Linked DNA regions of Homo sapiens: region 1 is linked to region 2. Evidence: read pairs that join two places in POLR2A ChIA-PET (ENCODE). Cell type or tissue: CD4-positive, alpha-beta T cell. All regions are shown on one strand.

The links. ChIA-PET counts read pairs that join two places held together with the same protein. Peaks named below come from ENCODE experiments on the same cell type or tissue, not always from the same donor. Only the 100,000 strongest peaks of a DNase experiment are listed, where the experiment ranks them.
Region 1: POLR2A ChIA-PET joins it to region 2 with 13 read pairs; 13 of 35 experiments call an interaction of 5 or more read pairs at or near these places.

Annotation. Positions count from the first base shown.
Region 1 is chr11:128,299,358-128,307,357 of GRCh38, reverse strand. LOC124902787 (a long non-coding RNA gene) reads left to right here. Exons shown (of 2, transcript XR_007062946.1): 2 at 2,883-5,031. Among named protein-coding and RNA genes, the nearest start is that of LINC02098, 95 kb to the right of the region's middle. RefSeq lists a silencer at 4,630-4,719. In CD4-positive, alpha-beta T cell, CTCF peaks have their summits at 4,613 and 4,814; DNase peaks (open chromatin) are centred at 1,549, 2,267, 4,687 and 6,387; H3K4me3 peaks cover 2,063 bases; H3K27ac peaks cover 7,768 bases.
Region 2 is chr11:128,479,294-128,487,293 of GRCh38, reverse strand. ETS1 (ETS proto-oncogene 1, transcription factor) reads left to right here. Exons shown (of 10, transcript NM_001143820.2): 6 at 1,148-1,225; 7 at 2,223-2,471; 8 at 6,843-7,103. Among named protein-coding and RNA genes, the nearest start is that of MIR6090, 39 kb to the left of the region's middle. RefSeq lists enhancers at 3,747-3,816, 4,187-4,236, 4,417-4,496. In CD4-positive, alpha-beta T cell, no CTCF peak of the experiment used is centred here; DNase peaks (open chromatin) are centred at 3,663, 4,363, 4,713 and 6,945; H3K4me3 peaks cover 4,146 bases; H3K27ac peaks cover 8,000 bases.

The DNA.
Region 1 (8,000 bases), 180 kb after region 2:
TGAGATGGAGTCTCACTCTGTCGCCCAAGCTGGAGTGTAGTGGTTTGAACTTGGCTCACTGCAACCTCCGCCTCCTGAGTTCGAGCAATTCTCCTGCCTCAGCGTCCCAAGTAGCTAGGACTGCAGGTGCACACCACCATGCCCAGCTAATTTTTTTTGTATTTTAGTAGAAACCAGGTTTCACCGTGTTGCCCAGGCTGGTCACGAACTCCTGAGTTCAGGCAGTCCAGCCGCCTCGGCCTCCCAAAGTGCTGGGATTACAGGCATGAGCCACCGCACCCAGCCTACATGCTTACTTATATGTTTGGCCTTTGTATCGTAAGGGTTTTGATGGCAGGGACTGTATCTGGTCCTCTATCATATCCTAAGTCACAGAAATAAGATGAAATAAATCCCCAAATCTGAAATACCTGGTAATGCTAATTCCTAGTCTATGTTATTATCTACTTTATCTGTGATTCTTTTCAGATTAATGGATAAGCCACACAATCATTAGAATGTAAACATCTTGAGGGCAGGGACCATAAGATCATCTTTCCTTAAAGAAAGGTCAGTTACATCACAGGCTCTTAGACTGGGAGGGAAAACGCTGCTTTGCCAAATAGTGTGTTCCTGCTCATTGGAGGTATTTACCTCCAAAGGTAATGAAGAGGCTCTGGGTACCTGTATGGATGTTGTACAGAGTACTTATGCACAGAGGGTAGGTGTTAATACTAAGTTATTTCTAAATTCCTTACAATATTATAATTCTGTGTCCTTAGTCATTCAAGCCATACCCTCTGAGAAGGTCTATCCGACCAGGCATTTGGCTGGAAATGATACAAAAAACATGCAAAATCTGATCTAATCTTCCCTGTGCTTTTCTCTCCAGACTTTGTCTTTCAATTCTCCCTCATCTATTTGTGTCTGGTCAAGCTGGAAACTCACAGTTCCCCTCAGGTACCCTGATATCTCTTACCTTTAGGCTGGTTAATTGCCAAGAATGCAAATCCTTGGTCTTTCTTTGCAGGTTTTCCTGTTCTGTTTCTTTCAGGATTCAACACATACATCATGGCCTTCCATGAAGCTTTTCCTGACTCTGTGAGACTATACTGGATATCTCTGCCATAAGTTCCCATAGTACCCTGAGTTCAGGGCAACTGCATTTTCATTTACTGTTCATTTTTATCTGTCCAGTAGACTGTAAGTTCCTTGGGGAAAGGACCACATCTGGTCTCTCTATATCCCCAGTAATCATCATAATGCCTAGTATATAGTAGATGCTCAAAAGTGTTTGTTAATCTCATGCTTAAATAACTGAAATTTAGTTAATGAATAATAGAGTGTCAAAATGCATTAACTTAGTATTCAATTTAAGCCCAGTTGTCATAATTATATACTAGTAACATTGGAACTGTTCAAAAGATTGGGGGATGGGGGGCAGAGAAAGAGAGAGAGAGAGAGAGGGAGAGAGAGAAATGAAATTCACAGTATTTGCATGCCAAGACACTATTTTCTATTTTTGTTCATGATGGCCTGATTACCCCGCCTTTAGTTTTACCTTCCACTCCACAGGCTGGAAACTTGGGGTGAAAGTGTCAGTACAAAGGCATTGCCCCTTTTCCTGTGAGTGAACCACTCACATCAGGAAGTTGTAAAAGTGTAAAGAGTATGTCCTTCCCCCACAGCACTGAATCCATGCATAGGCCATGTGGACAGCTTTCTGTATGGCATGATTTTTCCAGAGTTTTTCAGCAAGGAATAATCTTTTTCACCAGCCTCCCATTATGTATGAAACCTCTGCAACTAAAATCACTCCTTTTCACATAAAGCTGTATCTTCAGAAATTTCCTTTTTATACACAAAGCAGATACCTGGAATGGATATCACAATTAATGTTAACAAAAATGGATGATTTGACGGGATTAGTCCCCATCACGAGAGAATTGTGCCCCAAGAAATGAACCACAGAAAGGTTCTTGATGATAAATCTGATGCCAGGAAAGATTCGGGCCTGAAATGCAGGTAGACGTGGGAGGTCCCAGTGTGAAACTCTGTTGTATGAAGTAGCTCAAAGTCTCAGGTGTCCATTTGGAAAAGAAGGGGTATAGTGGATGAGAAAGATACAGCTTTTTGGTTTTGTAATGATGTGGTTCCACTCACACCCAAAATGGGCTTTCAAGGTTAGGACATATTTTTCTTGGTATGTACAAGACATCACAAGGTATCTTGGTTTCTCTGTTTTCTTGTGAAGGTGTAACGCTCTCTTTCTTCAGGGTGTGTCTCGTTGCCACAGTTTAGAAGTGTAACATTTTGACTGCACCTTTGAAAACAGAGTGAACCTTTGTGGCTCCTTATCTTCTATGATTCTGTTTAAAGAAAACAAAACATATAGACAATGTTATGCACACAAGGCCTGAATCAAGCAACAACATACTTATTTGTAGAGATTATTAGTACAGTGTGGTCACACATTTTATTTTCCACAAGCACGTGAGAAGCTCTGCTAAGCCCATTCTGTGAAATGCTTTCTGTCTTCTGCTGGGGGAGTTTCCTTTTGCTGCCTGGTGTTCGAGGGACTCTCTATGAACATTTTCCCTCTAGAGCAAAAATAATTATGGGGTGTCAAATCCTAATCATTAATAAACACTAAGATTTAAAGCTTTGGGTTTGATAGAGAGAATCTCCTTTTCCTGTGAATTTCCAGGCTTATTACCTTAGTTGTTAGCCTTGCTTAATGAAACTCAATAGTTCCTGCTGCTTGCCTATTTGGTCATTTTATACCAACCTAGAGTTGAAAGTTTGAGAAAGACATAATTTTCCAGGTGTTCACTCATGTTCTGTTTTACTTACAAGTGCAGACCCAAAACAATGGTTCTAATCAATCATTTGTTTTTCTACAGAACCTATGGGAAGATCAAGAAATGTCACTTCTGAGAAAAAAAAAATGTCTAATGCAAGGAGTGAAGAGAGCTTTTTATATCTTACACTGACCACAACACACAGTTCAGAAAACTTAAATAACCCTAACTAAAATTTGAAAGGTGCTTCAAAGCATAGAAAGTACCTTGACATGTATTTTCTCATTGGATTCTTATAAACCTATAAAACGGTGCTTACTCCATTTCAGAAATGAGAAAATGGCGACCCAGAAAATAAAGCAGCATGCACAAGACTACATGCTACACAGGGGACTGATCTGACACCAAAACTTGACTGCAGATTGTCTGCTTTCAACTCTCACCAGCAAAACAGACAAAAGTGCTTTGGACATGCAAGTGTTTATTATGTTGCATTTTGGAACTCCAGACCTAAAACCAAACATAGACAAATATAAAACAAAACAAAAAAACACTAAAGATCAAACCCATTCTCAAACCCAAACACCCAGAAAATAAAAGGAAATTATTATTATTTTTTTCTCAGGGGAAGCAAGTGGTTGATTTCATGTGGGATTAACTCTCAACTCTGATGAACCTCATGGTCTCCTGGATCTTCCCAAACCAAGGCTCTGGGACAGCAATTAATCAGATGGAAAGTCTGGGGATTTATCTCTCCACCATCACTGCTTTCTGCTGAATGCTGACTTAAAGATGTGAATCCACTCAATTATCTCACAGTTAGGAAGAAGCGAATCTATAGTTCAACGACACAGAGATGAGAGCCCAGGACAATCCCTAAGAGTCTGACTGACAATTAATTAGATAGATAGCATCTTATACTTGGGAAAGACCTTAGAGGTCTCATCCAATCTCCCTCCTGCTATAAGAATCCTTCCCTAGCAAGCCTGACAAATCACCACCTGGTGTTGGCTCCTGAGATGGGAATTTTCATTGTCTCGAGGTACCCGTTCCACTGCTGTGAGATGTGCTCTTGTTGTTAGAATGGATTGCCTTCTTGGGATCAAATTATTTCCCCTTTTAAGCCGTCAGCCCACTTTTTTGGCCTGAAAGATTATGGTTATTTGTGCATTCACATGCTATTCTTTGAATATTTGAAGTCAGCTCTCTTGACTTCCTTAAACTATCTCTTCTCTATTCAAAATATACCCAGCTTCTCCAACTTTTTCTAAATTCATTGATTTTTAAGACTTTCTACAAATAGTTCCATTTTTGTACATTTTTTTTTTGGAGAAATGTTCATAGCTGAATAGGGTCTATTTTTCCTACTTAATCTGACCCATGTACTTTCAATACCTTTACTGGTCATTAGCTCTATACCAGTAAGGCCAAATATATGGTGGTGGGTGATAGTATCAGCTCCCTCAACTCTGCAACCCACTGGAGCTTACCAAATGAGAACTGGTTTTCTTCATGCAATTTACCTCAAAAGCCACACCATCAGCAAGAGGACCAGAACTAATTGTCAAAGTGCAAGCCACAACGAACACACAATTGTCACTTAAAACCAGTTTTTGCTTCAGTAAGCTTTTTTTTTCTATCTAGTATTTTATCTCTTAAAATAAAGAGAAAAAACAGGTAAGAAACTAGTTTACCAATAACTTTGACAAATAGCCCCTGAGGTAGAGGGAGTGACATTTGGAAAGTTGGTAAAAGCCACCAGAGTCAAAGCAACCTAAACAAAAAAAAAAAAGAAAAAAAAAAAAAAACTTGTGGCTATGCTACACTCAACCAGGCCACACCTGTTTTCAGAAACCACTGAGTGTTCTGCAGATACGCAGAGATGCCAGGTCTGACAGTCTCTAAGGCAACCAGATACCGATCATTGTCACACAGTAAGAAATAGGAAGAGACACTGGTAACAAACATTAAGCCTGGTTTTCTCATCTGCTCAACAGTGTAACGGTAGGTGGAGTCAGCTCTGCCTTGAGACTCTTCACTTGTCCAGTCTCAAACTCTAAACACCTACTGGAGTGCAGGGCATCCTGCAGCTGGATAAGTAACTGAAGATCTGAAGCCCACCTCTTAAGCGTAATCCCGCAATCGAATGTGGACTTTGAAATGGGCTTTTGAGGAGAAAAGGACAAGCTGCAGTTTCCCCCGTCTTCTAATTTCCTCATCTGCGAAATAAAACAGAGTGTTTATATGTCCAGAGAGTGGTGAGCCAGTGAACTGGGATGACACAAAGAGATAACTTATCTAATTTGGTTCCCAAACGGGTGGGTTGGATTTTAGTTAATAAGTCACCATCATAGGAAAATATAAGCAGGTCCCTGCTTTCTGAGCATTTATGTCTATTGAAGATGTACAGTATCATGCTTTCCCTTTCTGAGACATTTCCAATCTGTAATATGTCAATAAGAATAAAGCAAATGGGCATTTTGTAAGAAGTTGGCAGAGGTGCAGAATGCATTTAGGAATTGGAATGAGTGCTTGTCTACTGCTTTTCAAATCATTGCATTGGGATTACTTATGCCTGTGTTTTTCTTGCTCCCTAGACTGAGCTCCTTGACATCAGGGGCTCATTTTTGTTTATTGGTGTCGTTCCCACTCTTCCTGGTGTCATGTTTTGCACCTGTGGATAGTCAAGTAATAGTTGAATAGTTGTTCAGTTGAATCATTCTGTTGCTTTTAGGAGGTGCAGTTTGAAGACACTGCAGCTAGACTGAAATCACATAGCCCAGGAAATGGGAAAACATACCGTGAAGATGGGCTAATTAATGATTTATTGTACCTTGAAAAAATTTAAAAAAGTATAAATATTAATGAAAGTATTGGTTTTTAAAGCTTAATGATGATCAGCAGCAGAAGATAAAACTTAAATGATACAACTGGCCAGATGGCAACCATCTTTATTAAAAGGCCTGGTCAGAATAAGAATCATTACATAGAATTGAATATGGGACAGAATGTTGAGAATCAATTATAGTAGTAAATATAACCAGCTTTATAGCAACACCAAGAATTACAGTGAAGTGCAAGTACTGCGAAATAAAATTTAAAATATTGATTTTCAAGGATTTATTTTACATTTTATAGTCAAAATTTAATGCAAAACAAAAAAGAGCCTGAAAATCATACAGTCTTACAACCAAGAAAAAACTGTCTTGGTATGCTTTGTATGAATCTTTTGAGTTTGTCCTTCTCTACACGTATCACAACACATATCACACAAATATACACACATGTATTTTTGTTTTTATAAACTGGGCTAACATATTGTTGCTTTGCAAGTTGCTATTTCACTCAACAGTGCAGTATGGCCATGTTTCTATGTTATTTAACTATTCTCTATTTTTCACAGCTATATATTATTTTATTGTATTTATTTATATACATATTATGTATTAATGGACATTTAGGTTGACTCCAAGGTTTTTGTGTGCTGTTTTCTCACGTATGCTTGTTGTTAAGGCTTTTCATAATGTCTTTGGGGAAAGTTCATGGCAATTTTTTTCTGCTAGCAGTATACAGATGGGACTTTTATCTCCTTTTAATTTCAAAGGAAATGTGGCTACAGATGAAAAATGACATGACACACACCTTCCTAATAGTTTAAGAACACTTGCTCTTAAAAAAAATAAGAAAAATGTAGGGGAAGTGATCTACTCCTCAGAGCTGTCTATATTGATTAGATCTCCAAAGTTGACTAACACTACAACATTTTTTTTAAAAAACATACGATTTAGAATCAGGTTAGAATAATATTATCCTAGGATATATTTTACCTCATCAAGAGTTACATGAACTTTATCACTTAAGAGAAAGTAAGTTATCAAAAGTATGTATTTTTATTTTTTTAAAAAGAGACCACAGAAAAGCTGGGTGAAAACATCAAAATTGTGACTTCTTCTTTATAAGTGGACCCTCTAACTGGCATTTTACCTGCTGTTATCTTTCTCCAAATGCTTCCTAGAAGCATTTTGCTCAAGTTCCATACCTGGGAGGCTTCCAGCTACCATCACAAAATTGTTCTTTTCCTTCATTCCTATGAAAGCAAGAGGATGGTTCAGTGGGTACAAACACAAAATTAGTGAGGGCAAAGCTGCCTCATTTGGGTTATTTAGTTTTGAATACAAGAAAATAAAACACTTCTCCAAAGACCAAGATCATCTGTCTCTCATCCCCAACTAATCAACAGGGAAGAAAAGATGAGGCTTGGATGGTTCAAGACAACTTGTCAACACAACTAGAAAAATTACTTAGCATAGAAGCCTAACTTGCATTGGGTCAGTAGTGTCATCTTGATAGGCAAAACACAGCTGATTTCTCCACTCAACAGTTTTCCCATAGATCTTTCCACTAAAATCTTTTGAAATATGATAACCACACCATAAACTTATGGCTGGCAACCCTATTGGGACAGAAACTAAGTGCAATTCTTACTTTAAAATGTCTCCATTGGTAAAGGAAAACATTCTTGTTCTTATTCAATGAATGTTTCATTTCCTTAATTGGTGATATTAAGGTTGAAGTGAAATAACTCCAAACTCTTGTCCTTTTTTCATTCTTGGGTCCCTGAAAAGTGGTGGTGCTTATAGGTTAAGATCTGACTGTCCAGGCCTGAGTGCTGGTTCTTCTGATAACTAGCTTTGGCAAGTCTTTCACCTCTCTCTGTGCTTCAGTTTCCTCATTTGTCAAAGGTGGATAATGATGGCACTTACTACCAAAAACTGTTGTGAGGGTTAAATCGGTGAATCCATTTAAGGGGTTAGAATAGGGCCTGCCATGCACTCCCTGCACACTAAATGGTAGCTGCTATTGTCACAGTTACTCCTCATCACCGATCAGTGTTTGGACAGAGGGCCTGGTTCTGGCTTTGTGAAGAATTGTCAGGACAGATTTGGTGCTGTCTCACTACAGCACATGTGAGTGTGAGTCTAAGGAGATTTACTGAAAGCTGTAATTCTAAACCCTGAAGGGCCCTGAGGCCTTAGCAAAGACTGTGGGAAATTTGTAGAGGACACCAGAGAGTCATTGCTTTCACTTACACGATTATTGCTTCACCGGTCTTTTCCCACCCATCAGTGCAAAACAAATCCACAGCATAATAAGAAACATGCATGGAGGTTGGGTCAAGAAGGCAGAGAAGAGCAGAAATCAGCCACAGACCGGTCCTGC
Region 2 (8,000 bases):
TTTGAGAGCAAAAGTCATATCTTCCCACCCAATATTCTGTTGAGAGAGGCAGAAAGAATTCTCCCTCTTCAGGTTCAGTTACTTGAAGAGATGAGCATGATGTTTGTGCTGAGGCTACAGCTTTTGTTCTGTAATTAAAGCAACACAGCAGCAAAAGAACATAGCTGTTTGGGGTGGGGTGGAAGGTGAAAGGTACGGGGATGTTTCAATCTGATAAACTGCTAAAGCAAAGTTTAATCATTTTATCTCAACTGGGAACTGTTTTTCTGTGCAGGCATAAACTTGTTTTCCCATCAGACTTTGCTCCTAACAAGCTATCAAATACCTGAGGAAAAACCCAAACCCATACTCTATGTCAGATTCTTATGGTGAAATATAATCAGACTACTCCATACAAGAATCGGAGCCATGGCATTTGTTCCAGGGTAATTAGAGGATCCCAGGCTTACTGCAGGGTCGTTCAGAGCTTTCTGTCCGCAGGTGCACTTCGTCTCCCTTCCTCTCCTTTTCCTAGGGGAGTTGGCATCTGGGCAGGAGCTTGACTGGGTTGCTCTTCTCTCCCTTGACACAAGCGCAGTCGCATTTCACCAAATGGAGTCACCTTACCAGTGTCCTGCTTCTTGTCTGGGCCTGAACTTGAAACCTGAGGGCAATGGGAAAAATACAAAACAAAAACCAGACATCTGTTAGAGGAAATGGAGAACGTAAAATCTATGGCCTAAAGACTGCAATATATTTTTGAGAAATTTTGAAATTGATTAGTTTGGGGGTTGGGGATTGATCCTGCTAACCTGGGATGTACTCAAGCCTTTGGCTATAGTGTGGTCGACATACACGCAGCACGAATGCATTGAGAATGAATGCTGAATGCCTTCTGAGCCCTTAGAGATTACTCATGGATTCTCTTTCCAAGATACTAAATCCCATTTTGCAGCTACTGAAATAATAACCTTAGTCATATTTTTTTGATCTCATCTTTAGACAAGGCCACAGTCAGGACAGACTCAGATACCAACCCAGTTAATGAGTATGCAGATTTCTTAGAAAAGGGGTTGAGATCATTGTGGTCTTTGCATCCAAGATCCTTTTAGGCCAAGCATGACTTGAATATTGACCTCTTTGTTCCTTCCCTATCTGTTCATTACAGAGGATGTGAAACCATATCAAGTTAATGGAGTCAACCCAGCCTATCCAGAATCCCGCTATACCTCGGATTACTTCATTAGTAAGTTCATTTCTACCCCTCTTCTCTCATGATAATAGCAAACTAGGAAAAGACCCCTATCTCAGTGAATCTCAGGCTCCTTCATGGTAATTCTATCAAAAATAATATCTTCTTAGATGTAGACTCTTCTTTGTTACTTTATTTTATTATTTTCCACAAAGCACAAAGTTTCAACCTATATATATGTTTCATTAACCTACCAAGTTCCTACACACTAGGATCCTTCTCTGATGTCTTCACCTGAAAGTCATGCAGAGAGACTGCAACTAGACCCCTAAACTTTTGTTCCTATTTGATACTGTGCACTACGATGGCCAAAAGAGGGTTGGGTTAGGGATTTGATCTTGGTCTTTGTTCTTTCCTTTTTACTAGTGGAGATAACAGCATTTCCTCCAAAATCCTTCTTTAAGAGTGTGCTATGCAGCTTCAAATTCTATTATAGGAAATACAGTCTTCTCCTTTTTCGTGTAAGATACCCAACCATACTGAAGAGATGGCCTGAGGGAAACAATGAATGTAGGCCTGTTGCACTAATGTAAGCTCTGAGATATAGGACCATCTTATCTGATGGCTGTGCTTTTACAGGGAATATGAAACAGGTTTTATTTTTTTCGTTTTATCTTTTTACGTTATTACAATTTTTATTCCAGTGACACAATGATATTAACTACTCTGTGTCAAGAGCTTATTGTGTGGGGAATGTTGGTGGGCATTTGACCTCTATCCTCATTTCATCTTCATCACAGTGCTCCGGGAAAAATCGCAATCACCCCCATTTTAGAGATGAGGATATGAAGTCAGGAAATCAATTACCTTGTCAAGGGCTAAAGCTGTTTAGTAGTGGACAAGGTTAAAAATGCAAGCTTTTCTGATTTAAAGTATTTTCCCTTATTCTCTAAGGAGCTTGTCCCACATCATAGGGCCCTGTAGATGGTGAAAACTGCTTATTTTAGGTACAAATCTCTCCTCTCTTTACTTGCAAACCCTTTGTTTCCAGGCTATGGTATTGAGCATGCCCAGTGTGTTCCACCATCGGAGTTCTCAGAGCCCAGCTTCATCACAGAGTCCTATCAGACGCTCCATCCCATCAGCTCGGAAGAGCTCCTCTCCCTCAAGTATGAGAATGACTACCCCTCGGTCATTCTCCGAGACCCTCTCCAGACAGACACCTTGCAGAATGACTACTTTGCTATCAAACAAGAAGTCGTCACCCCAGACAACATGTGCATGGGGAGGACCAGTCGTGGTAGGTCATATTTCTTCTCTAAAAGCTCTTGGGTTTACAAGAATTACCTGACTTTGTGAGTTTTTTTCAGGTTCCATTTTTTTTTTCTTATTTATTAGACCTGTAGATTCCTCAGTTTCAGCCTTCCCATCTTAGAGTGTCCAGATACTAAGAACTTTCCATCGTGGTGTTTTAGCCAAGTCCATTATTATGACAAAGGCCATGGGGTCCACAGTGAAATCAAAATCAGGCAATCTAAGAAATTAAATATCTTACTTGGGCAAAATGTTTTACTCAATAACTCTAGTTGAATTTGGTCATTTTGAAAGGTATGCTCTATTTTCCTTGAGGAGGACATAATCAAGTAAAAATGGTTCAAGTGGCCACCCTGGAAAACCCTTAAGCTTAGCATGTGTCCTGGTGCTCCTCCCAGAGGACTCCTGGGTCTGACTGTAGATCCTAGCTGGGTACCTGGAATGACCTCTGCTGGCCAGCCTGGGATCTTTAGCCTCCTGTGACTTTTTCGGTTTGGGAAGATACAAGATGGTTAACCAACGGTTTATTTGGAACCAGTCATCAGCAGTGTGGTGAAGTGTGTATTTAGCTAGAGGACCAGGGACGGAGGTGGCCAGGGGTTTCCAAAAGAAGGTAGTTTTGTTAACGTGACTATTATAATAGTGATAAAATATTCACTGTCAGGGAAGAAAGTGTTTAAAAATAGAGCTGGGTGACATAAAGCAAAAAAGGTAAAATGCACCCAATTTTTAGGAACAGGACATAAACACTCAGAGGTACAGCCTACCTAGTAAAGTGTCCAGATTGTTTTGTTTCTGAGAAAAATGCAATCTATTGTAAGAAAGGGTTTGTCTATTTAGCAAGAGCTAGATGATTTCTAAAAAGGTGAAAAACCTGACTTTTCTGGTGGGTAAATGGGAAAGAATTATAAATGGGAAGAGGAACAGGAGAAAGCTGATCAAGCGGGGCTTGGGTCAGATGTCAGGCTGGGGCTGGCCTATTAGTGATTTCTGCTCAATGACTGACCATATGCGGTGCCTATTGTGAGGCTCTTGGAGGAGAGCCCAATGGTACCTTTACTTTGAAGAATCATGGGTCATGCCCATTGTCGTCTTCTTCGAGTATTCAGACTCACACTTCCTCCTAGCAGGCCTAGGGATCACCAACAAGCCCTGCAGAGGGAAAGTCCCTGCAAAATCAGAACCCCTAATCTTCCTTCTTAAGGCCCCAGGGTGTTAGTGTTTCAGACCGAAGGGGATGGGTGGGACCAGTCGGCCTTCCCCTTTCTGGCTCTTTTTTATTTTTGGGTGCATGTCTATTTAAATACATACACACAAGTGTGTGTACATGTGTTTCTTTTTTATCAGGCGAGTCAAAGCATTAAAACGACTTTCTTCCTTGTGGGACTTTCTGTACATCTACACAGTGAGGCCAAGCCTGTGGGTTTGGGCTCAGCCATGTTGTAACTTTGGGTCGATCTCCTGTCACATTGTTTTGAAATTGCATCTGGCTTTGCATTTGTGTAATTGTCTCTTTCCCTCTCCTTTTCTTCATTCTTGGTTTTGGTCCCTACCACCCCTCCAACCCCAAACTAATGACTGTGGACCAAAAGTGACCCTTACAAGGAGACATGAGGTATTTCTTTCTGGCTCCACTCTTCTTCCCTCCCTCCAAGTTCAGGCCACAGAAACTTGAGGGGAAGACCATTTTGTGCAGGGCTGTTTTCTGCATGTTAGAAGTGCTGCAAACAGGGCCTATGCAAAGGGCCAATTGATTCTGAGATGCTGTGATTGGTCTAGACCGAAAGCATTACTGTTAGCTGATTGTTATTTATACTAACCATAGTACAGTATTCACGGGCTGCATTACAGCGTACAGAGTGCTTCTATGCCCCACTTATTTGGGCCCTAAGGACTGTCTTTGTACGAGTCTACTCAGTGGGTGGCTGGGTGCTGCCGCATCTTCTGTTTTGAGTGCTCTGAGGTCTGTTTGGTGGACTCAGATAGCTTTGGAAGGAGCTCGCCGAGGCCCTTCTCAGAAAGGCTGGCTAGTGGACAGTTTAGAGAACACAGGTTTCCCTACATGAGCGCAGCAGCATAACTGAGTATCTAATCCAGTTGGATTCTACCCATTTTTGGAGAAAATACCCGTAAATGAAGGTTCCCAGCACCAGGGTTGTGAAATCGAGCTAAAATGAAAGCTGCCTACCGCTGTAAACCACAACTCTCAACAGGGTTGCATTTGCCTCATGTTTGGGGGGTTGCCAGAGACTGGTTCTGGCTTGGTTTAGTCCCCTTGCTTAGTGGGACTCCTTGGAAACTCTACTATCTTGCTTGTGAAAATTCTGATGTCCTTTTTCTCCAAGTATAAAATTGGCTGATAGAAATGGAATCATTTCAGAGAGACTTTAGCATAAATACTATCGACTTGGTGCGGTGTTGATGAAAATATAAATTCTCCTTCTTAGGCTTTTGGTATGTTTGTCTCAAAGAGAAAATAAGTGACCATGAAGATCAGTAGCTGGTATGAACAAATACCTTTTTATGAGACGCCACAGAATTTCCTGTTCTGCTAAAACAAGGCTTTGACATTCTGGTTGTAGGCTGTTTTCTTAAATCATTTAGTGTGAATTTCTTGAAAGAAAATTAAATGATCTCTAAAAAGGTGAAAAAGATGACTTTTCTGGTGGGTAAATGGGAAAGAATTTTTAAGAATTATAAAGAAATATATATTCATTTTTAGTAAGAATGAAGAGGTGCCCTTTTGCTAGTGGACTGGGTGGGCAGGGCTGATAACTCCATGAAGCTCTTCAGTTTGCTTTCCAGAGATTACCCTCCTCTGAATGGATGAGTGGAGGAAGGAATGAGATGAAACGGATGACACCACCTTTCTGTTTAAAGCAGTTCCAGAGGGGGTCAGGATGTAGAGAAAACCCACAGCAGTGGATTTTACAAAAAGTACACACTCAACCGAATACATTTTATCCGGATCTTTAAACAATGTTGGGAGCAACATATTTTCCTATATATTTAATTTAGGTTTGGGCATCTGTTCATGTTTGATGTTTATTGTTTTAACCAATCTCCGCTGTCATGGAGGGAAAAATACACTGGAGGCACACTAATATGAAGTTGTATAAGTCAGCCTTATTCTGGGATTTGAAATTTATAGATCAACCACCCCTGAACAATTAAGAGTTGACTTACGGATATTTCTCCGTAAACATTTGTCACATCCCTTTGCCTTTTGGCCTGTGCTGAATTGAGGTGACCATCTAGTCTCCTATGATTTAACTTAGGTTACTTGAAAAGTATCTGAAAGTTGCATATAAAAACCATTCCTGCGAGCCTTTTTCGCTCTTAGATTCATTTGTTTTCCTCCAAAACTATTTTTTTTTTTTTTTTGCTAGCCTCCTTTTTAGTGGCATTTTTGCCAATGGAAATTTCTCCAGGAGCTATTGTGCAATCATAGCAGCTGTTTATAACCTGGTTTGGGAAATTAATGAACTTGCATGATCTTGTGGTCAGTTAAGAATGCCTTAAGCAACTCACACAGTAAAGGATTTCTGACACTGCTGTGGACCTTAACTCTTTAATAAACCTTTTAAATATTGCCTACACTTTTCCAATGAAGTTTAAATTTCAAGTACATAATTTTACTTGGAGAGGATAAAGAATATGGTTTTCTGTTTAGAAGAGTGATAGTGTGTGTGATTTTAAAAAATCTCTTGGGAAAAGCATCTTACACCATCTTACTCTATTTGAAAAGGCATAGGGTCAGTACATGTATTTCATATTAAAATAGTATTTGGGAAAAATGCTAAAAAATAGCACTTAGTTCCAAGGTCAAAACAGGCTAATCTGCTCTTAGTCTAATGGGATTCTTTTTTCTTATGACCAAAATGTTTTCCAAACTGGGCCTTTTGAAGTCATCTCATTGGCTTGAGCTGGAGTGGGGAATTCAGCCTGACATTGCTCTGATTTCTTCATTTATTCATTGGGCCTACGACATCAGCCAGAAATCATATCATAACATGTGTGATCCTCAGCTTCTAGATTTCTGGCTTTAGAACTCTTGAGGACCCAAACGCTACTCCGACAGATGTGAGCAACGTTTGACTCTGAATCTCTGTACTTGGAGTTCTCAAACCAGGCAGCAGAGTGGCCGTGGACCCTCGGATGGTGGCCTAGTGCAGCCCCTTTCCTCAGAGTAAACCCATGACCCCTGAAGCTTCTGTTCCCACTCGCCTCTCCCTTCTTCCGTCCTTCCTGCAGATCTGATTAGCAATCTGTCCTCCATAAGAGGGTTTTTACAGTTTTTTTTTTTTCCCACTCCCTCCTCCCCCTGTCCTCTTCCTACCTCCTCCTTTACCTCCAGGTAAACTCGGGGGCCAGGACTCTTTTGAAAGCATAGAGAGCTACGATAGTTGTGATCGCCTCACCCAGTCCTGGAGCAGCCAGTCATCTTTCAACAGCCTGCAGCGTGTTCCCTCCTATGACAGCTTCGACTCAGAGGACTATCCGGCTGCCCTGCCCAACCACAAGCCCAAGGGCACCTTCAAGGACTATGTGCGGGACCGTGCTGACCTCAATAAGGACAAGCCTGTCATTCCTGCTGCTGCCCTAGCTGGCTACACAGGTAGGCGCCCTCCCGCTGCTTAGGCCAACTCCATCTGCACGTTTCTGTGGGTGGGGTCCTGGAAGGCACTCTGCACCTCTGACCAGAGACGACGAGAGACTCCCTTTTGCAGGGCACGGGGGAGAAGTCTCTCTAAGAATTCTTTAGTCTCTCTCCAGCCACTCTGCTTGTGAATAGCCATTGATTTTTGGAAGCAAATAGTATCATTCTCTTCAAAGGGATCATTTCCAAGAATGGTAGGAAACTTACATTTTGGGTGTTTTTCCATGTCTGGGGGAAGGGAACTATAATGATCTGGTGTTCCTGGAAACTCTATCTAGTGGCCTGGCATCAGGGGATTTTTCCTGGTCTGCTCTTGGGAGGTCTTTCTAAATACAAAATCAGCAGCAGCATCTCTCAAAGGCACAACTGAATGGCCTCCGCACTGGACTCTTCTGCAGCACGGTTCTCCTTAGGCCAGCTGTTCAAATGTGGGAACAGTATCCTCAGTGGCACTACGCCCTGTCCAGATCCATCCTGGCCTATAGAGAATGCCCCTTCTCTTACTCGGCTTTATTATCAGTTTTCTTCCAGGAGCGAAAGCTATAGTTATGATAGTGATGGGTGAAGAAAGGCCATAGAGAAAGGAAGATGTAGGTTGAGAGCTTGAACTTTGATTGAGACTCTGGTAGTAGAGCAAAACAATGCTTTCTTCAAATGGGTTGTAGCATATCATGCTACTTAACCAGAAAAACATGTGGAGAGTATATCTGAGAAATAGCCAAGGAGCATTAATGTGTTAATCATCAGATCTCTCTGTAAGATTGTAGTGTTTTCTAAAAATTAGAAAGTGTGTTGTGAGTAGAGCTTATTTTAAAGTAGCTTTGATTACTCAGATGTGGTCTAGGCCTTTATTCT